Regions from separate parts of the Mus musculus genome. Here regions 1, 3, 4 and 5 are each linked to region 2. The links are chromatin loops, found by intact Hi-C in ENCODE. Cell type or tissue: gastrocnemius. All regions are shown on one strand. Region 1 overlaps Trappc9 (trafficking protein particle complex 9). Region 2 holds the start of Peg13 (paternally expressed 13). Region 3 has its middle 2.2 kb from the start of Kcnk9. Region 4 overlaps Trappc9 (trafficking protein particle complex 9). Region 5 overlaps Trappc9 (trafficking protein particle complex 9).

The links. Hi-C counts contacts between places; a loop is a spot of excess contacts. Peaks named below come from ENCODE experiments on the same cell type or tissue, not always from the same donor. Only the 100,000 strongest peaks of a DNase experiment are listed, where the experiment ranks them.
Region 1: a loop joins it to region 2, with 2.3 times the contacts of the local background. A loop is called at or near these places in 10 of 42 quality-filtered maps.
Region 3: a loop joins it to region 2, with 18 times the contacts of the local background. A loop is called at or near these places in 13 of 42 quality-filtered maps.
Region 4: a loop joins it to region 2, with 2.0 times the contacts of the local background. A loop is called at or near these places in 19 of 42 quality-filtered maps.
Region 5: it touches region 2 in a loop (2.6-fold over the local background); 19 of 42 quality-filtered maps call a loop at or near these places.

The regions. Positions count from the first base shown.
Region 1 is chr15:72,613,166-72,617,165 of GRCm38, reverse strand. All of the region lies in intron 20 of Trappc9 (trafficking protein particle complex 9), which reads left to right. Among named protein-coding and RNA genes, the nearest start is that of Kcnk9, 67 kb to the right of the region's middle. In gastrocnemius, a CTCF peak has its summit at 2,387 (motif pointing left); no DNase peak of the experiment used is centred here.
Region 2 is chr15:72,807,425-72,811,424 of GRCm38, reverse strand. The region is part of intron 16 of Trappc9 (trafficking protein particle complex 9); the gene reads left to right. It overlaps Peg13 (paternally expressed 13), which reads left to right and starts at 1,101. Exons shown (of 1, transcript NR_002864.2): 1 at 1,101-4,000. In gastrocnemius, CTCF peaks have their summits at 1,067 (motif pointing right), 1,268 and 2,206; DNase peaks (open chromatin) are centred at 1,100, 1,376, 2,007, 2,211 and 1 more place; H3K4me3 peaks cover 3,919 bases; H3K27ac peaks cover 2,391 bases.
Region 3 is chr15:72,547,926-72,551,925 of GRCm38, reverse strand. It overlaps a transcript of Kcnk9 not described here. Among named protein-coding and RNA genes, the nearest start is that of Kcnk9, 2.2 kb to the right of the region's middle. In gastrocnemius, a CTCF peak has its summit at 2,352 (motif pointing left); DNase peaks (open chromatin) are centred at 2,297 and 3,550.
Region 4 is chr15:73,006,984-73,010,983 of GRCm38, reverse strand. All of the region lies in intron 7 of Trappc9 (trafficking protein particle complex 9), which reads left to right. Among named protein-coding and RNA genes, the nearest start is that of Gm31665, 37 kb to the right of the region's middle. In gastrocnemius, no CTCF peak of the experiment used is centred here; DNase peaks (open chromatin) are centred at 1,267 and 1,639.
Region 5 is chr15:73,021,184-73,025,183 of GRCm38, reverse strand. All of the region lies in intron 6 of Trappc9 (trafficking protein particle complex 9), which reads left to right. Among named protein-coding and RNA genes, the nearest start is that of Trappc9, 38 kb to the left of the region's middle. RefSeq lists an enhancer at 1,865-4,000. In gastrocnemius, a CTCF peak has its summit at 2,092 (motif pointing right); DNase peaks (open chromatin) are centred at 2,102, 2,390 and 3,648.

The sequences.
Region 1 (4,000 bases), 190 kb after region 2:
GCAGTGGTGGGCACCAGGCCTTCTCCCACTGCCTGGCCTCAGAGAGAAGCACTGAGTCTTTTTACCCAGTGTGTGGTGCTGGTAGGTTTCCATCACTGCCCCTTACCCAGTCTTAGCCATTCTCTTGGATTACTGGTGTGTGGCGCTCTTATGAGAAATGAGCGTCCATTTACACGTCACAGGCCTTTTCTGCCTAGATTCTGATGATGATAAGGTTTCTCTCTCTTAATTTGTGACCATGGTGAGTCACCTTGATTGATTTCCAGATGCTCAACCAGCCTTGCATTCCTAAGATCAGCATCTGTAGAAATGAAACAGCATCATTTTTATGTATATGTAGGGCCACATTTCCTTAAAAATGGAAGAATGTGTGCCTTCAAGGAGTATCTATAATTTTATTTTACCTGTCTAATTTTTAGCATCAAAATAAAGCTGGAGCATTCCTCAACTCCTTTTTTCTGAAAGGGTTTATGAGAAATTAGGGTTATCTCTTTAACCTTTAGGAGAATTTCCCAGTGTAAATCTGGATCTGATGTGTCTCAGCAGTAGGTTGTCAACATATTTGGTTTCCTTAGTAACACATAATAAAGAATATTCAAGACATCCATTTCTCTGGTCAGCTCTGCTAATGTGTCTTTCAAAGAATATATTTGGTCTAAGTTGCCAACTCCAATGAAATAAAGCTTTTCACGACAGTCCCTTATTTTCCTTCACTATTACAGAAACTGTAGCCATGTTACTGCATCCATCCCTCTATTGCATCCGTCCCTCTATTGATAATCCATGTCTCCTCTCAGCCTCTCTGCTCATTCTAGCTGGAGGCTTGTTAATTCTGTTGAGCTCCTTGAAGAACCAGCTTGGGTTGCATTGATTTCCTCTATAGATTTTCTGTTTTCTATTTCATTGATTTCCACTTTGCTGTTCATTATTTACTCCCCTACTTTACTTTGGGTCTCAGTTCTTCTCCTCATTTCTTAAAGTAGAAGCAGAAGTTATATATTTCAGTACTGCTTCCTCTAATGGAATTCAGTACCGCAAATGTCCCTGTTGGTTGCCTCTGATTGATGCTTCGTAGACTTTTATGTATTGTGCTTTTATTTTCACTCCAAAATAATTTCTAACTTCCAATTCAATTTCTCCTTTGGTCCAGGAGTTATTTGGACATGTCTTGTTCAGTTTCTAAATGTTTGGAGATTGTCCAGATAGATGCCTGATTCAATTTCATCATTGTCACAGAACATACTTTGTGTGACTCCAATTCTTTTAAAGCTGGGGAAATGGTCTGTATTGATGAATATTCAATGTGTACTTGAAAAGAATGTATATTCTACCACTGTTGGGGCAACGGTTCTGCAAACATTAATTAGGTCATTTGTCTGTTAGTGCCACTCAAACCTTCTGTTCCGAGACTGGTTTTTCTGTTTCTTTTTTTGTATGGTTCAATGAGAAAGACTTGAAATATCCAACAGCCATTGTGGATTTGTCTGTTTACATTCAGCTCTGTAATGTTCAACTCTATGAATTTAGGGCTCTGTAGTTAGGTACCTACTTTAAGATCCTTGCCTTCTATGTGGATTGGCCCTTTTTAGTTAGAAGATGATTTTTATAACTTCCCATTGCTCTGATACTAATGAAATACCATGGCTTTGTCTGTGTTTCCAGCATCCAACCCTAGAACTGATCATCTACCACAGCCAGAGAGCCCATGTAAGGACAGCAGCTTCACCCTCAGCCCAGCTCTTTGCTCAAGGGCTCACTCCTGGTGTTGCATGTTCCATGCCTTTGCCCAAGTGTATTATGACACAGTTTTACCATTAGAGCTTCACAACAGAATAACCCGGCTGCCCTGAAACCTTGTGTGTGCTCTGCCCAATCATCTTTCCTTACTAATACTCTGGCCTTACCAATTTTAGGATGTTATAGAGCCTTTTGTACTGGTCCCTTCCATTTAGTGATATGTAATTTTCCCCCATGTCCCCTTTGCTCAATAGCTCATTTCCTTTTGGTGCTGAATAGCACATCATCTGCCTGGTCACCCACTGGAGGTCATTATTGTTGCATTTAAGTTTTAATAGTTGTCAATCAAGCTACTGTGCTGGTATCTTTGGTTAGCTATCTGAAAACATCAAGAAGGAAAGACTTATCCTGGATTATAGTGAGTCCATGGTCAGCTGGCTCTACTGCCTTTTAGCCTGCATCAAGACCAATACACTATGGTAGAAAGGTTTGGTGGAAGAAGCCACTCACCCAGTGGTAGTAGGAATTAGAGAGGGGAAGGAGCCAGGAACAATAGAGCCTTTCCCTTGTATGTTCCAAGTAACCTGCATCCTACCACTGGACTCACTCCTACAGTTTCCACCACCTCCCAATAGCACCACCTGCTGGGTGCCAAGCACTCCACATATGGGGGGTCAACCCAAAGCTGAACTAGGACAGCTACTATAACATCCATGAGAAGGCTTCTGCCTGGAACTGCGTTTTCAGGTCATTTGAGCAGTAGTGAGGGGTTTGCTAGATCCTATGATAGGAATATCTTTATTTTTTGACCTCCACAGTGACTGAGCCATCTCACATTCCCGCCAGTAGCAACTGTAATGTCTCCTGCTCTTGCAGGTCCTCACTGTACTGGGGGACATTAGTGTATGAGACCTTGGTCTTCATGGCAAGTGTGTGATGGTAGCTCTTGGCTGTTTACGTTGTCAACTCCATAGTGACATGTGACATTGAGCAGCTTCTCATGTCACTTATTCCCTACTTTGGTAGGGGTATCATTTCATGTCTATGCCTCTTAGGTCAAGTCATTGGTTTTATTATTGGGATTTTAGAACATTATGTATATTTCTAGCAGAATCTTTGACTAGACGAGTCTTTGGAAATTCTCCATGTCCAGCCTGTGACTTGTGTTCCCGGTGTTAAGACAGTGTCTTCCATGGAACAGAAGCCTTTGTCTCTATTAAAGCTCTCCTTGCCAGTTAGTTTATGGCTCATGTCTTGGATCTGGCCTGTGGTCCTGTTGCTCAACTGTCTTTTACAACATACCTACTGCCATTTGGGATGTTCTCCTGCGTTACCTTGTGAGAGTTAGATAGTTTTGCATTTTATCTATAGATTAGTGCTCTATTTTGAAGGAATCTTTGTGAAGTATCTAATTGTGCATATAAATCACTTTCTTCCTATGTGTATGTGTTCTCACAGAATTTGTTTTGATTTGTTCTTGCCTTTTCTTTTCTTTTTTCTTCTTTCTTTTACTTTTTTTTTTTGCAAAAGGCCAAGTCTGTATTTGCATTAGTGTACTTCTGAGATCCCTGCTCTGTTCCATTGGTATTTTTCTTCTTTCCCCAGGACATGCTGACATGATTGCTATAGCACTCTATAGCAGATCTTGAACTTTGGGTAGCACTAGTCCTCTTACTGTGTTGTTCTTCTGCAGTGGCTTAGCTATTCTGAGGTTCCTTCCTTCTTCCTGTACATCTTAGAGCCAGCACATCGATGTCCACATTAAAAGCTGCTATGCTTTTGTTTGGGATTGTATTGAATCTGTAGATCCAGTTGGAAAGGATCAACACATTGAACCCCACAAGCCTTCCTATCTACATGAATGAGATGCCTTCCCAAGTTACTTTATTCTTATTTCTTTCAGCAGAGTTTTGTAGTTTTCCTTATGATGTCAATTCTGTACATAATGTTAGAGTTATTGTCCAACATCTCATTTTTGTGAGGATGTTTATGTTGCTATGTGTTTTTGTTATTTCAGTCTCCATTTGCTATAGGAAACTCTGACTTTTATCCACTAATCATATATCTCGGAGAGTTTTAACTATTACTGACAGTTCCCAGGGGGAACATCTTTGTTGCCTTCCTCCTCTTCATCTTCCCCTTCTTCCCCTTCTCCTCCTCCTCCTCCTTCTTCTTCCCCCTCTTCCTCTTCTCCTTCTTACTTTTTTCTTTCTTCTTTTTCCTCCTTCCTTTTCCTTCTTCTTTCTTCTTTTCCTTCTTTTCT
Region 2 (4,000 bases):
AAACCAAAAAAACCCTCCCCCAACACACATCCAAAAAAAAAAAAAAAAAAAAAAAAAAAGAAAGAAAAAAAAAAGAAAAAGAAACAAACACATCTCTACTCAATTTCTTAGGGAAGGTTCTGATTCCTAGCCTCTTGTTGCCTCATGTGTGGCCCTCACTAACATGAGGCTCTCCCCTGTGAATACTGAAGAAAGAAGAGGAGTGTCAGGGACACAGGGGCTCTTCCCTCGGACCATTGCGTGCGGCACCCTTCCCAGCGTGATCAACAAATAAAATGAAAATACTTTGCTTCCTTGCTACAAGATGCCATATTGCTGGAATATTTAGAAATATAAAAAGGTGGGACTTTAAACTTTCAGCTTTTGGTTAGAAATTATTAGTGCGTCACATATTGCCCTCCGGTGAGCCCTGGGAAACCCCGTTGCCCGGCCCTTCCTGGTAATCCAACCCAATGAGCTTCTTAAAGCTCATTTTGGAAGACATAGTCCTTATTGTTAGCAAATCGCACATGAATCGGGATCAAATTATTGGTTCGGCAGACCAGTAAGGGTACACTGGTCACCCTTGGCCTCTTGTCACTGGGGCACCCAGATTACCACTGCAAAAGGATAGTCCATGGCTCTCACAGTCTGTGCAACAGTGAGGCAGCCTGAATTTCCCTCACAGGAGGGGCTAAGCAGGGAGAGCTATGGGCAGGGCTGCGCCGCACCGCAATGCCGGATGTTCCCCATGCGCCTTCAGTGGACCCGGCTACGTTCCTAACATTGAGCATTTTTTGCTGCTGCAGCCTGGTTCTAGGTGGAACACCGTCACCCTGCAGACATAGTGGGACATTCATTTTTGTCATATCATTATTGCTTGGACACCCTCACTCTGAAGACCCGGCAGGGCGTCCTTAGGCTGTGGATCGTCACCCTGTGTGACAGCATGGATTATCCAGGTAGATGCTATACCACTGGGGCCGTGCGCCAGTCACCATTGGGGTACCCACGTTCTCTCTCTCCCCGTGCCCCTAAACCAAGGACCAAGAGTCATTCTTACCCGCTAGATGGCACCACAGAATGCATTCTTAAAGTGCATTCTGTCGCATTGCCACGCCTGCGCACTGAGATCCGCTGACTGCCTTGCTGCCATGGCCGCGGTGTACCGAGTATTTGTGTGGATAGCCTTCCCTGCCAACTCAGTGGAGCACCCTTAGGCTGCAAGTCTCCATCCAGTGTGGCTGCGCACCGATACCCTAAGGGTTGCTACCTCAGTAGAACCATTCTGATCAACTGTGGGGCCTCATTGTGTGGGCTGCCGGCCTCGTGGACTGGCGTTCCTACCCGGTAGAGGGCGCCGCAGAATGTGTCTCCACCGAGCAGATTGCCGCATTGCCGCACCTGCGCACTGAAGTCTGAGCGGACTCGCCCAGCAGACTGCGTCACAGCTGCCTGCATTCCAGATCTCGACAGACGTCTCTAAAGACTGCAGACTGCGGCACGGCTGGAAGCTGAGCGAACCCCTTTACTACAGCTCTGTGACCACGAACCGAAGAGGACCCGGTGGCTTGTTAGCCCATCTTATTGAGATTTTAGGCCTTGTGTGATAGCTCATCCAAGCGCTGGTGCTATGTAGACGATCATTGCCGCGGCTCTCCGGCCAGCTTCGGCTCTCCGGGAAGATCCGCGGCCTTTACTCTGAAAATGGTTGGATAGAAGACCTGCGACACTGCCGCGGAGCCGGGAGTTTTTCACTTGTGGTGGTGACCGAGGAATGGGCAAAAGGAGGCACAGAAAAAGCCCAGATATCTGTGTCGGTGCAGTTCGTGCGAGGATACCTTCGAGCGTTGAGATACCTTCGAGCACAGAACCCTGCAGCTTGCGATGCAACGGAGAGCTTGGCCGATCTTTTTACCCTGGAGACGCTAGCACAGAGGCTCGCCATCACCCTGTGGATAGGCGCATTGTGGTTGTAGCACAATGATGAGCCATGGAGGTCTCCACGCTTGGCTGGGACTTGGGCGTATGCCGTTACCCAGCCAACGCCTGTACAGCTCTTTGTTATCTTAATCCTGGGGAATTACATATATTTGTGGCTGCACTTCAGTGACTGAACGGATGTTCTTACCTTGGGGATAGAGGCACAGTGGAGCTGCGCACGGATACCCAACGAAGCAACCTTAGAGGGTGGATCACTTGAATGGTTTTGGTGGCGCACTAAGGTTCTGCATGATATTTTTTTTCCCCGCGGATGGTGGCGCAGCAGAGCTGTGCACAGATAACCTCAGAGTGCCTCACCCTATATGGCTGCTGCTTGCGCACTAAGGAATCAAATGGATATCCTTATTTTGGATGATGGTTTAACAGAGTCTGAACTACTTGGCGGATGCCTGCATTGTGGTGGCTGAGCACCAAGTGCCCGAGTGGATTTTAACCTGAGATGTTGGTATAGCAGAAACCCGTATTTGTGGATAAGTGCATCTTGACAGCTGCGTTTGAAAAGCCTAAGAGGATCTTATCCCGAGGATGGTGTTTCTGAGCATCCTTACCCTGAGTGTAACTACATTGTGACTGCTGCACACTAAAAATTTGGGCTTCTTTGATTTATTTATTTATTTATTTATTTTGCCCTAAGGATAAGGGCATTGTGAAACGTCCTTCCTTCCTTTGTGTGGTGGCTGTGTACTAAGGATCAGAGAAGATTTTATTCCGGGAATGGAGGTGGAGTATTTAGACCCCGCAGGCCACTCTGTGGCCATAGCTGCATACAAAGGTTGGGTATGGTAAGAGCGATCATCTTTACCATGTGGATATATACATTGCAGCATCTGGGCATTAAGGATCCAGGCTGATGTTATTTTGGAGCTGGTGGCACAGTGAGAAGCGTCCTTTTACTGTTCCATTGTGTTGGCTGTATACTAAGAATCTAGGCAGATACCCTTATCTTGGGGACGAAGGCACAATGGAGCGCCCTTGCCCAGATGGTAGCCTCATTGTTGTGGCTGCACATTAAGATCTGGAATTGTTAAGGCTGCGCCCATCACGGCTGCATCTGTTTCCCCAGGATCTGGGCGGGTCATTTTGCTCTGTGTGTAGGCAGAGGCACAGCTGGAAGCTGGATGGCCGACCTCAGCTTTGTGCAGCACTGTGTCACCTTGGAGCCCTGCTCACCCACTGGATTTCTCTTATTCTGTGAATAGTTGCATTCTTGGGTCCATACTCTACAGACTAAGAACGTGGGTGGGATTTCAAACCTGCCAACCTGTGTCACAGATGTATTTGTTTGTTCGGATCAGGGCACTTTATTCCCACAGAATGCCTCACAGCAAGGAGATGGGCAGATGGCTTTGTCCTGAGGGTTGGGGGATGACCCAGTGGAGCCTTTACTCTGTGGATAGCCACACTGAGTGGCATGCTAAGGACCCAGACAGGCTCTATAGCCATGCAGGCTTCGTCACAGCTGCATACACACAGCCAAAGCCTGGGGTGGCATTCTTACACCGTGGATGGTTTTCCCGAGGAGCTCACTGCACCTACTGAGTGGCTGCATCAGCACTGCTACCCTCAAGATGGAGGGCAGACATCTTTATGCTGGGGTTTATACAGCAGCACTGGGTTATGATAACTCAGAAGGGCATCTCACCTCTCTGTGGCTGCAGGGGTGGGTGCCATAGGCACTGAGATGACTTCGGCAGACATCTTTGTCTTTTGTATGGTGGTACAGCAAAGGTGTGAACAAACCAAGCCAAATTTCTGTCTGGATGCTGCTACATGTGGAGGACCCAGGAGTGCTTCCTTGCCCTCAGGAAGCCATGTTGTGTCCCATTCAAAAGGTATTTGGATTTCTGTTCTTTGTGACGACGGCACTGCTTTGAGTGAGCACCAAGGATGCCAGTGGAGGGTTTTACCCTGTGGTCAAGGGTTGATCAAGGACCCGGCCAGCAATCCTTATCTTACAAGGGAGCAGCATGACCTGATGTCACTGCCTTATAGATGGCTGTGAGGATCACCGATCCCC
Region 3 (4,000 bases), 260 kb after region 2:
GGCTTTTGAAATGGCTTTCTGGGACCTGATGCTGCTTCACCCACAGGTAGTTCCATCCTTGAGTGAGTTTGGGAGTCCCCCATAATAGTACTAGTATTAGTGTGTGTGTGTGTGTGTGTGTGTGTGTGTGTGTCTGTGTGTGTGTGTGAGAGAGAGAGAGAGAGAGAGAGAGAGAGAGAGAATCCTTGTTAGCAGACCAAAGCCTTTCAGAAGACCCATATTCTCCTCTGCTTAATTCAGTGTTGGTGAAATGGGGTACCCACAGAACACACTCACTCACATATGAATTGTTTGGGAAACGCTGGGTAAGCTTTCTGCCCCACATTGGGGTGCTTTTCTTGGAATCTGACAGGGCTGGAAGGTTGAAATGAAGGCAGACTACCCACTGCGCCGATTGCATGGCTTTGGAGCATGTCTAAGGCTGGAGGGAGCTCCTGTTTAGGGGGCTTCTATTGGCCACTTTTCCTGTTGTCATTCTAAAATACTCGGAGACAAAGCAACTTGAGAAAGGAAAGGCTTCTTTTGACCCCCCCTTTCAGGGTAGATAGCTCATCATTACAAGGACAGCATAATGGCAGGAGCTAGAGGTAGCTGGTCATATTACATCCACAGGCAGGAAGCAGAGAGTAAGCACTAGTGCCCAGCTCATTTTCTCCCTTTTAGTCAGTCCAGGACTCCAGCCCAAAGAAAGCTGCTGTTCACAGTTAAGGTGGGTCTTCCTACATCAATCAACCTACTGTAGCTGATCCCTCCGAGCTGTGCCCAAAGGCTAGCCCATTCTAGATTCTATCAAGTTGACAATCAGTATTAACCATCCAGGGCTCCCTGGTAGGAAGCTTCCACTTCCAGCTGGGGCTATGAGAGAACTCAGCTTCACCTGCAGAACGTGGGGATAGTTCTGTGCCCTCTGCCTGCATTCAGAGAGGGAGATATGAATGCGACAATGCATTTGGCACTCCCAACGATTCATGATGTCCAGGGAGCCTCTGACAGTGCTGGCTTCTTCTCAGCCAAAAGAAATTGCCCTGGGCTAGCAGTGGCACCAGCCTGGGATAATTGGCACAGAGTGCTGTACTTCCCTCTCTTGGTTCCCTCCCTCCCTCCCTCCCTCCCTCCCTCCCTCCCTCCCTCCTTCCTCCCTTCCTCTCTCTCTCTCCCTTCCTCCTTCAGTCCCTTCAGCAGCAACCCCTGTGGTTAGACACACAGTGGGGTGTGTGTGTATGAAGAAGTACTGGCTTGGGAGTTCTGTCCTCATGCATTGTGGGGCTAGGATATGCCCTCTCTGGTGAAAGGGCTGGAGGAAGGGTTGCAGACATGTGTGTACAGAACAGAACAAACAAGTAGGCGGCAGAGTTATAAAACCAGGATGTGTTTTATTAGCTAATAAGATGCATCTGCTTTTATTAAAGAGAGAGCCAAAGTGGAAGGGAGGTCTAGGGACTGACTCCCAAAGGGGCACAGAGAGGCTGTGAGCCCACTCACTGGCCACAGCTGTGCCCTGTATTGATGCCCTCAAAGCCTTTCTCTTCTTGTCTCTGCTCCTCCTTAAACCTCTTACTCATGCCCAAGTCTAGTCAAGATGCCCCAGGGTTACACCTACGAACCTGCAGCACTACGGGGGGGGGGGGGGAGAGCTGTCATTGACTCAAAGGTGGACAGGGGAGCCCATGCCAGACAAAAGACAAAGACAGGAAGAATTTCTGAGCTTAATTGGCAATTATCCAACAGACAAAAACACTGTACTGTTTTTTGGGGTTTTTTTTGAGCATTAAAAAAAAATCCGTGGGTTCAGCACGTAACCCTCGGAGGTGAAACTCCCAGAACTACCCCTGGTGTGTGTGTGTGTGTGTGTGTGTGTGTGTGTGTGTGTGTGTGTTTGTTGCCACCATCCTAGCAAGCACTCACTGAGCATCATCCTGGAGTGGGAACTGAGCATCTTTCCCAAGAGAATGGGGACTAGGGATGCAGGCCGAATAGTCAGGACCCAGGCTCCTCTCCAAGGAGTCAAAAGACATTCAAAAACTGGGTTGTGCGATGTGGACAAGAAACTGGAATCCTGGAGGAAACTCTGGAAAGAAGCCCGGGGACAATGGGTTCTAGATGGGAGTAATTCTGTGGTCTTGGACAGGAGGCCTTTCCTTCACCTATAAAACAAACTGAAGTGCCTTTCCGTCTTTCCAAAACGCTGTGTGGAACTGGAGCTTCTCTGAGCAAAGCCTGGACTCCAGTCATCAGAGCTCAGCCCATCCCCCACAGCTCCTGCACTTGTCTTTGGGGACAGCTTGGACCTCGCTGCAGTCTGGTTGGCTCAAACGTGGGCAGATCTGTGGGTCGGAGTCTAGCGCCCCCTGGTGGCGCCGAGACGCACAAGCCCTATCGGACCTCTTGCTGGCCCGACGGTCAGGCCATGACTCAGGGTGCCACCGCTGCCAGAGCAGCGGGAGGCCTGACTGGGGTTCCGTCGTAGGCTGAGCCACGACTCAATTAATTACCAGCTGCTGGGAATCTTTGTTGCTCGCTTGTGGTGACTCACTCCGCAGCCAGGCTCCCTTGCAAAGCACGGGGGCCTTGGCTTCCAAAATGAATTTTGGGGAGCGCACCTGATCAGGTGGAGCTCCCCATCCGGGTACCAGGAAGACCACACGGAGACTTGACTGTTCAGGAATAGCTCACAGCGCCCGATGCCCCTGCCCTGTGGTGCACTCATGATCCTTTAAATTTTACCTGGGAGCATACATGAAGCCCCTAGTCCATCGGGCTATGCGTCTGGGTAGACAGAGGCTGGGGCATGGTCTAGGAAGCTGAAGAACACAGGGTTTCTAAGTCTCCGAACTCTTTCAACAGCTGGGGACGATTCACAGGCTGCTCCTATCTCCATGGACAGCTTCTAGCTCCCGCCTTTTAGCTGTTGCTTGGTGGTCACCAGATCTCTTCATCAGCGTCCATGGCTAGGGACAGAGAAGATAGCCTGGTCGAGGAAACCAAAGCCCGGGGTCTCAAAAGCGTGATTCTGTCTGTCCCAGTCCGCAGCAGCACTGCTCTAGGGGAGCTTTGTGAGCAAGAAAACCTCTGGGCAACCTAAAGAGGATGGGTGGGTGGGGAACCCAGAAGACCTAAACAGGAATCCTGGCTTCTTCCTTAAACTCAAAGGCTAGTAGCTCCCTGGCCAGATCCTCCTGTTCTATTTCCAAGCCTTAACCTGGAGGGTGCCTCGCCGGGGGAGCGCGCGCGGGGGGGGGGGAAGTTCCTGCACTCTGCTCCTCAGCAGAGGAATCAAGAAATGAACAGTGAAGAAGCGCGCGCACTGGGGGAAGTGGGGATGGGGGGTGGGGGCGGGGAGGCTACTGCTGGAGAGGGGAAATGAGAATTCCTGTCCATCCTTTCTTGAGGTGTAACTCTTAAAAGTGGTGGTCTGCGAGATCTCTAGGGAAAAGTAGCGGGGAAGGGGGGTAGCAGGTGCAAGACCACCCGGGACACAGCCACTATCCGAACTAAGGTGGCTGTCAAAACCCCAACAATCTAGAAGGCAGTATCCAGTAGGGCGCTGCTGAGCCAGGTGGCTGCTGCAGCTGGACGTGTGTGTGTGTGTGTGTGTGTGTGTGTGTGTGTGTGTGTTACAAGGGGGAGCGTGTGGCCACTGCTGTTGCACTCTCCAGGGCTCATAGCCCCTTCCTTTTCTATTTCCAACTCTCCCGGTTTTTGTTGTTGTTGTTGTTTTCCCCCATAAAAGGTTAATCTGTCTCCACTGGTCAAATTCGTTTTTCATCCCCAGCTGCAGGGCCCTCAAACTCTCTCTTCACTTTGCCAAGGTTGGGTGCGCTCTTAGGGGAGCAGTACTTTTTCAGAAGGAAGCCACTTCATCCCCATCTCAAACCCTCTAGCAGCTGGCCTCCCATCCCCGAACCCTAGCAGCACCTAGTTCAACCCCTTTCCTTTTCTCTCTCTCTGGCCATCACTCCTGGGCTCCTTCATGTGCACCCTGCGCAGTACCAGGTCTGCT
Region 4 (4,000 bases), 200 kb before region 2:
TGAGGGTTATTTTTAAAAACATTAAACATGGACCTTGGCATTTGTCTATGTTCAGTACCATCAGTGACTGTGATTCACTATAGACAGTGTCTTTCATTGATTTAACTTTTCTAAGACAAGGTCTCATGATGCAACTCAGGCTAGCCTTGAACTGACTAGCTCAGGGTGGCCTGGAACCCTCAATCTTCAACCCAACACACTGCTGTGTGGTGACTCTTTGAAGCAGATTTTGTCCTTGACCTTAAAAGTATATTCTTTTAACAAATTTATTTATTGTGTGCGTGTGAGTACTCTGCTGTGTGTGCATGCAAAGGTCAGAGGGCCAGTTGTAGGGATTGTGTCTCTACTGCCACGTGGTTTCAGAGATGGTACTCAGGTCGTCAGTCTTCGAGGCAAATGCTTTGCCCGCTGAGCCATCTTGATAGTTCCTGTCCCTTGCTTTTCTTCTTAGCTGTTAGGATTGTGTGCAAGGGGTCAAGAGGAGGATCTGGGACTCTTTCCAGAAGGGCTTAGATTCTGCAGAGAGTTCATGGCTCTTGCTACTGGAACAGAGGAAGCCTCTAGAATGATGTCTGTTCTCTTCATGTGCTGGAAGAGCTGGAGGAGGCAGCAGAGAGTAGGCAGGATGATCATGCAGAGTCCACAATGGCCCCGCAATGCTCACTGTGCTGGTTGTTGTACTATGAGTTGGGATGGGTACATGGGTGTTCCGAGCACCTGTCAGCCCTCAGTTACATCTGGATTCCTTCAGCCAGGTTCTCTTCCACAACCCATGTACTTGATGGATTCTGTCTGTGCTGTTACCTGCCTCCTTTTCTGTAACTTCCTTCCTCTCTCCCCTCCAGAGGTGGGTTGGAGCTGAGGTTGGTTGAGCTCCTGTTGGATGATTGACACCCCTTGGGGGAGTGGGCATTAGACTGATGTGCCTGGTGCTGGGTGTTAGAGCTGACCTCTGTCTGTCTAACACAGGAGCCTCGTGGGCTGCTCCCCTAGAAGCTGTCCTGGTCTCTGTGGCCCTCTGTGGTCTTCTTGGGCGGTCTGCATTGTAGTTCTGCTGCAGCTGTCACCATAGACCCTCACTTAGCTCCCAGAGCACTGCTGAGCCCATGAGCACTTTCTAGGCAGAAAGCTGCATGGAACCTGGGGACACCAGCTGCTTAAAATCTCCAAATGGAGTGACCATTGCAGTCATCTCCCATCTGCCCTCTGCTGCTCTCCTCCACTCCGGTCGGCTCTCTAGCATGCAGAAGACAGTGGGCGTCATGCCAGAGGCTTCCCCTTTCTTGTTCCAGCAGCAAGGACATACATCAATGGCGGGAGGGAATCTGGATGCCAGGGGTGGGAGAGGGTGGGCAAGTGGAGGGGGTTGGGCCGGTGTTTGAGAGTTCCTCTAAGACCGAGAAGATGAGCAAGCTCATCTAGAGTCCAGGGATCGGTGACTAGGTCAAGCCATTCCTGCGTTCCTGGCCCCTTTGTAGTCACCTTGGCAGCCTGCTTAGAGCAGTTTCCTCCTCTCTGGAAGAGAAATAGAGAACAATGCCTGTGAAGGAAATGCCATCCCCTGCACACTGGCATTGCTCGTAGCAGGACTGCGGGCGGGGCGAGGCAGACTGGGACGCTGCCGACCAGCCTCAGCATGCCTCCAACACTAGCACCAGCTATCCTGTCCTGTTTTCTGGCTGCCTTCGAGCCTCTGCAAAGGTATAGCTAGTTGCTGGCCGGTGACCCCGGTGTGGCCTGGAATGGTTCCTGCTGCCTGGAGCCCTCTGCCATGTTTTAGTATGCAGTTTCATAGTGGAGGGATGGGTTATTTTTATGTCTCCTTCACTAGTAGCAGCTCTGAAAGCGAGTCTTCTTAATTCAAGACGTTATAATTATGTATTTCTCTCTGTGTATGTGCCACAGCTTGCATGTGGAGGTCAGAGGATGGCTTGCAGGAGTCAGTCCTCTCCCCCCACTCTGTGGGTCCCGGGATAGCATGTCATCAGGCCTGGCAGCAGGGCTTCCTCACCCCCTGAGCCATCCCATTGGCACAAATACAGAGCACACAAGACTTTTATTATTTTCCATCAATTCACTTTCCTCTGTATGATTTTGTTTTGTTAAAAAAAAAAAAAGATAGGCATGAGGCTGACAAGATGTCTTAGTAGTTAAAAGCACTTGCTGCTCTTGCAGAAAACCAAATACATTCAGTTTATTTAGCATCTACATGATGGCCCCCAGCCACCTGTAACTCCAGTTCCAAGGGATCCTACACTCCCTAGCCTCTACAGGCACCAGGCACACATATGGTATACATCCATACATGGCAGAAAACACTTTCATACATAAAAATACAATTTTTTAAAAAGCCATTATTTTTCAAAGCAGCTGCAGATCCACAGAAAACTTGATCATGCAGTGCAGGGCAGAGGCATGGCTCTCCCCACCTGCTAGCAGGCCCCACTAGTGGAGCATCTGCTACAACTGATGACCCAATATAGCCTGTCCTTTGCTGAAGTCCACAGCTCACATCAGAGTCACTCTTGGTGCTGGACAGTCTTTGGGTTTTGACCAGTGTTTGGTGACATGGATCCATCATTACAGAGTCACATGAAGTAGTTGTCCCTTCCCGAAGCTCTCTTGCACTCTTCTTCGCCCCCAGGCCCCTTTAGCCACACATCCTTTCATGGTCTTCACACCTTTCTTCTCTGCAAAATGATATCAGGCATGTGTATACTCACCTCACACATCCTGGTTGTCTGAAGCAGCCATAAACGCCAATGGGAAGAGTCTGTGTGGGCACATTCACCTGCCAGGTCAGTGTCCACGGTGGCTGTGTCATATGGCACAAGTTTGTAAGCAACTGATAAATTGTCTTCCCAAGTGTAGTACCATTTTTCACTCCCCAAGGCAGTGGGTGACAGTTACCATTGCTTAGTGTCCTGGCCAGCATTTGGTACCTGTCTTAGTCAGGGTTTCTATTCCTGCACAAACATCATGACCAAGAAGCAAGTTGGGGAGGACAGGGTTTATTCAGCTAACACTTCCACATTGCTGTTCATCACCAAAGGAAGTCAGGACTGGAACTCAAGCAGGTCAGGAAGCAGGAGCTGATGCAGAGGTCATGGAAGGATGTTACTGGCTTGCTTCTCCTGGCTTGCTCAGCTTGCTTTCTTATAGAACCCAGCCTAGGGATGGCACCACCCACAATGGACCCTCCCACCCTTGATCACTAATTGAGAAAATGACTTACATCTGGATCTCATGGAGGCATTTCCTCAAGGAAAGCTCCTTTCTGTGTGACACAAATTCCAGCTTGTGTCAAGTTGACACACAAAACTGTTAGTATTTTGGACTACAGTACAGTACCATTAGTGTTCTGGACTATGGTGTGTGGTAGAATCTTGTTTTAATTTACAGTTTTCTAGCAAGTATATTGAGCATTTCTTCCTATGTTTATTTATGGTTGGAATGTCTCTTCTGGTGATCCCATTTAAAAAACAGGTTTTTTATTTGTTTGTTTGTTTGTTTGTTCTCTGCTTCCATAATATGCAGAACAGCCCTTTAGTGATACTTTTGACAAATATTTTCTTCCAGCGCGCTTCTTGTTCTTTCCTCTTCTTGGTAGCTTAGCTGCCAAAATGCAATTTTCAGTTTTAATGCCATCTACTTGGTCAGTTCTTTTTCTTTTTTTTTCTCATGAGTAGTGACTTTGGAGCTGTATCTAAACTTCTGTTACTCTACCAAATGCCACCCACCTTTTTCACTTATCAACTTGTAGGGAAAGTTTCATAGAACCCAAAGAGGTTCTATAAACATGTAGAACCTTCTACCTTATTGGAGGCCCATTTTGGTGTACTATTTGTGAAGCCCACCGTTAGCATCTTGATGTACTGCTCAGCTGGTGGCCATCCCGAGTCTCAGGCTGGTCTGCTGGGAGGCCCATCTTTGCTCTGTTGGGTCTCTGTGCTCCTTTGTCAGAGCTGTGTTGATTGTGAGCGTATTTCTGCATTCTCCT
Region 5 (4,000 bases), 210 kb before region 2:
CTGGGTGGCAGCTTCATAGGGAAGGCAGGTGTTGATTGGTGTATGAGTGACACACATCACAGAAGCCATGATGGCAGCAGAGGGAGCAGCCACTAGGATGGGGAGGGGGAGGGTGCCAGAGAGGGCTGTCTCAGCAGAAAGGTACAAATGCTGGAGTCTGCTTGAAGAGCAGAATAAGGCAAGACCTGGGTAGAGGAGGGTGCGGTGCAGGTGGACTGGCTTGCCGGCCGACCTCTAGGAAAGCATGAGGTATCTTGAGTCTGAACTGTTTGGGGAAAGCAGATAGGCTGAAACAGAAAGACTGGTATCTGAGGAGAATGAGGCAGAGTAATTGCAGACAGCCACTAAACCTCAGTCAGCTGGGCTCTGAGAGGCAAAAGGCGGACAACAAACGTCCTGTGGGCGGGTGAGACCTCTGTTGGGCTGGATAAGGGTGAGATGCAGTAGCGGGTAGGCCGCCATGTGGGGAGGGTAGAGGGCAGCAGGGACTTGAGATAATCCCACCAGAACACGCAGGAAGCGTGCTCATAGCCAGACACCCATCCCCACCTCCAATAGTTGCCATGCTCACCTTAGAGGTTTTTTTTTTTTTGGAGGACGATAACTTAATAGTTAACCAGAGGCTGGCATGATGGCTCTGGCTATGAGCACATATTGCCTGCTCTTGCCGAGGACCAGAGTTCCACCCCCAGCACCCATCAGACGGCTTACAAGTGCCTGGAGCTCGAGCTCCTTGACCTCTCTGAGTCTTGCTTGCTGTAGAGCCCCGTGCTGCCCTCAGGCTGGTCTGTGGGCCTGGCTCCCCAAGTCAGTCACCAGAGTGAGGCTGCCTCAGAGTACCTGAACTGTCAGTCGTCAGCTCAACCACAGAGGAAGAGACAAACACAGAATTACGCCCCTAAAGAAAGACTCCACCAGTATTGCTGGCCATTTCATGTGGGGAAGTGCACCTATGCCTTCAAAGTGGGGGAGCACTGGGAGCCAGCTGCACCCTGTGTCCTGAGGGGAGGCCCCCAAGTTCTGCTCTCTGTTGGTTTCCAGGAGAGGCAAAAACCGGGTCCTTTGATATGGAAACTTCAGTTACCTGGGAAATGGCACAAGAGGAGATAGATGTCTGTCTCTAGTCATGCTGAAGTTAACTGTTTGACTTGGTTCTATCCAGGGTTCAACAATGGGCCAAGCCGTGTGTGTGTGTGTGTGTGTGTGTGTGTGTGTCTTGGATAGTCTGTTCTCTCCTCCCCGTTATGGGTCCCAAGAATTGAGCTTAGTTAGGCTAGTGACAAGCACCTTTAGCTGTTGAGCCATCTCGCCTGCCCTGAAGCTGTGTTTTTTAGGGATGCTAAGGCTATAGTCCTTGTAGAGGACTGGAGGGAGGGATGCCCCATGCCAGGCATACACAAACTTAGTGAAATGTGCACTGACTGAGACCCTGGGCATCGAAGGGCTTGCTTCACAGGGCAAGGACCCATGATGAGGGAAAAAGACCACCTGAGTGTCTGAGGTGGGCTGCTAGGGCCTCACTGGCCTGGAGCATGGAGAGACAGCAGGGGTCATGCTGGTGTAGGTTTGCCAAAGGTCAGTGAGGGCAATACACAGGGCAAGGGTACTTCAAGGGCAAGAGGGTGGCACCTTAATTGTAATCCATGCTTCTGAGTGAAGAGTGCTAGGCCTCTCAGGTAGACTGGAAAGGTCCAGGGAAGCCTTGAATTATTTGTAGCTGGGAGGCTGGATTTAGGTTAGATGGTCCTGTGTCCTTCCACAGCTCTGCAGTGGGCTACTGCTGTTATCAGGCCCAGGCGGTTCAGGAGACAGCTTTGAACACAGAAGAGGCTCCAAGCAGACCGGAAAGGTCTGGGGAGTGGAGTCTGTTGGGCTTAGCTGGTGCTAGAGTAGTGGGTGGCTGCCAGGCTTCCCAGCCCTGCTCCTCTTCTACAGACCTGTGGGCCCTCACTCTCTGCAGTTACTGAAGTCCGCTTTGCAGATTAAAGGGAGGAGATCTGGACTTACTGCAACCTGCTATCTATTCACAGTGGGGCCCTGTAGTTTGGATCAGCTCTGCTATCATCTTGCTCGGCGTCAGGCAAACACTAGAGGGCAGCAATGCTCTGTGGCAATTGTGGCCCTGCCTGCGGCACAGGGCGGTTACCAGCCTTTGAATTCTGCCGGAGGAGGAAGGCACTTTGCGGTCCTTGTCTCATCCTGATGTTTGTCTGCTAGTTGACAAGGCAGCAAAATAATGAGTTCTGGTGGGATTTTATAATCACAGTAAAGAGAAGGGCCTGGAGTTTTTCTGAAATAGAACAAGCTTTTGGTTCTTAATCAAGTGTGATCCATTGTGGAGCTGATGGTAACGAAGGACTTCGGCGGCAAATGGCGGACATTTGGGAAGGAATGGAGATGTGACTAGTGCAAGTTCCATCTGTCTTTCAGAATCCCTGCATGAGCTGGTGGTGCCACACACTTTGAATCCCAGCACTCAGGAGGCAGAGGCAGGCAGATTTCTTGAGTTTCAGGCCAGCCTGGTCTACAAAGGGAGTCCAGGACAGTCAGGGATATTACACAGAGAAACTCTGTCTCAAAAATCCAAAACCTCAGAACTGGAGGATAAAACTGTCTTTATCGGTGCTCTGCAAAATAGATGCAGAGTCCCTCTTCCCTGTGCAGGCACAGGGTGACCTGCGTGTGTTGGCTGGTTTAGGCGAGTGATTTCTGGTAATTATCTGGCACTCCCAAATGGCAACAAATAGCTGGCTGTGTACAGATCTGTGCAATGGTCATGAGGGTTTCACAGGCAAATGACAAGGTTCATATGAGAACAGAGGGGCTGGGACTTGAGTCATCATTTTCCCCTGTTTGTGAATAGAGGAGCCATGCAGCACCCTCTCAGCTTGTCTTCTGTGGAGAGCAAGCAGCCACCTCTCTCCTTTACTTAGTGCCGCTGCACACCGTCTGGGAACAGCAGGGTGGCAAGGAGGCTGCAAACCTCACTGGCATCCATTCACAGACTTCTTGAAGTAGGAATCTGTTCCTTGAGATTCTGTGGTCTAAATGTAGCCACCCCTATCTGCAGAGGGAGGTTAGGAAAAGGAACAATGATTCAGGCACCAAAGAAGATGGTGGCTTAGAGGTGAGGGGTCCCTGGGACACGTGTTCATGCACCCTTTGTGTTCCTTCCCTTCCCTTCCCTTGCCTCTGGGATGGGCAGGAGTGACTCTAGGCAAAGTGTTTCTGTCTGCCTGCCTGCTAGCCTGCTCCTGAAGTCCAGTGAGCTGCAGACAGTCATGGTCCACACTGGCCGGCGCTGAGGAGGGGAAACCGGCTGATAAACAAAAGACATGGAGGCAAACAATTCCCAAGTGAGTCAGATCTACAGAAACAAAGACCACGCTCCCATTGGATACCTTCTGCGGAGGAGCAGCTCGGGAGGCCTTCATCCCAGGAGCATAAGCACTGTTGCAATGTAGAGCAAGGTGCAACAAAGAAAGATGCACAGGCTGCGATGACTGTCTCCCCTGTAGCTGGCTGGTGGGGCTTGTGGCGGCTCCATCTGGTGCTGAGCAGACCCTGAGAAAGGTCTCGTCAGTTCCTTTCCTCACCACTTGCAGCCAGTTTTAAAGACAGGGAAACTGAGGGGTGAGACCCAGCTCAGCTCACAAAGTCTCCCATTGTTCTTTCAGTCCCCCTCGCTCCCTCGCTTGTGTGATTCCAAAAGCCCAACCCGGTGGCAGCTCCCCTCCCCCACCCTAGGCTGCCTGAGGGACTGAATACATTTTTGTTTTCAACAGAAAATGGCAGGTGACCTTACGAGAAAGTGCTACTGAGGAAGTGTCTGGAAAACTAGACCAGCTTCTGAGGGTCGCAGCGTGGCCCCGTCCTCCGCCTCCTCACATCTCTAAGTTCCAGAACAATTGGTGCCCTTTAAAACATTCTCCTTTATGAGACTTTAGAGGGGACTTTCAACCTCTTTGTCTTTGGTTAATTTTCTTTGCAAAGCCATTCA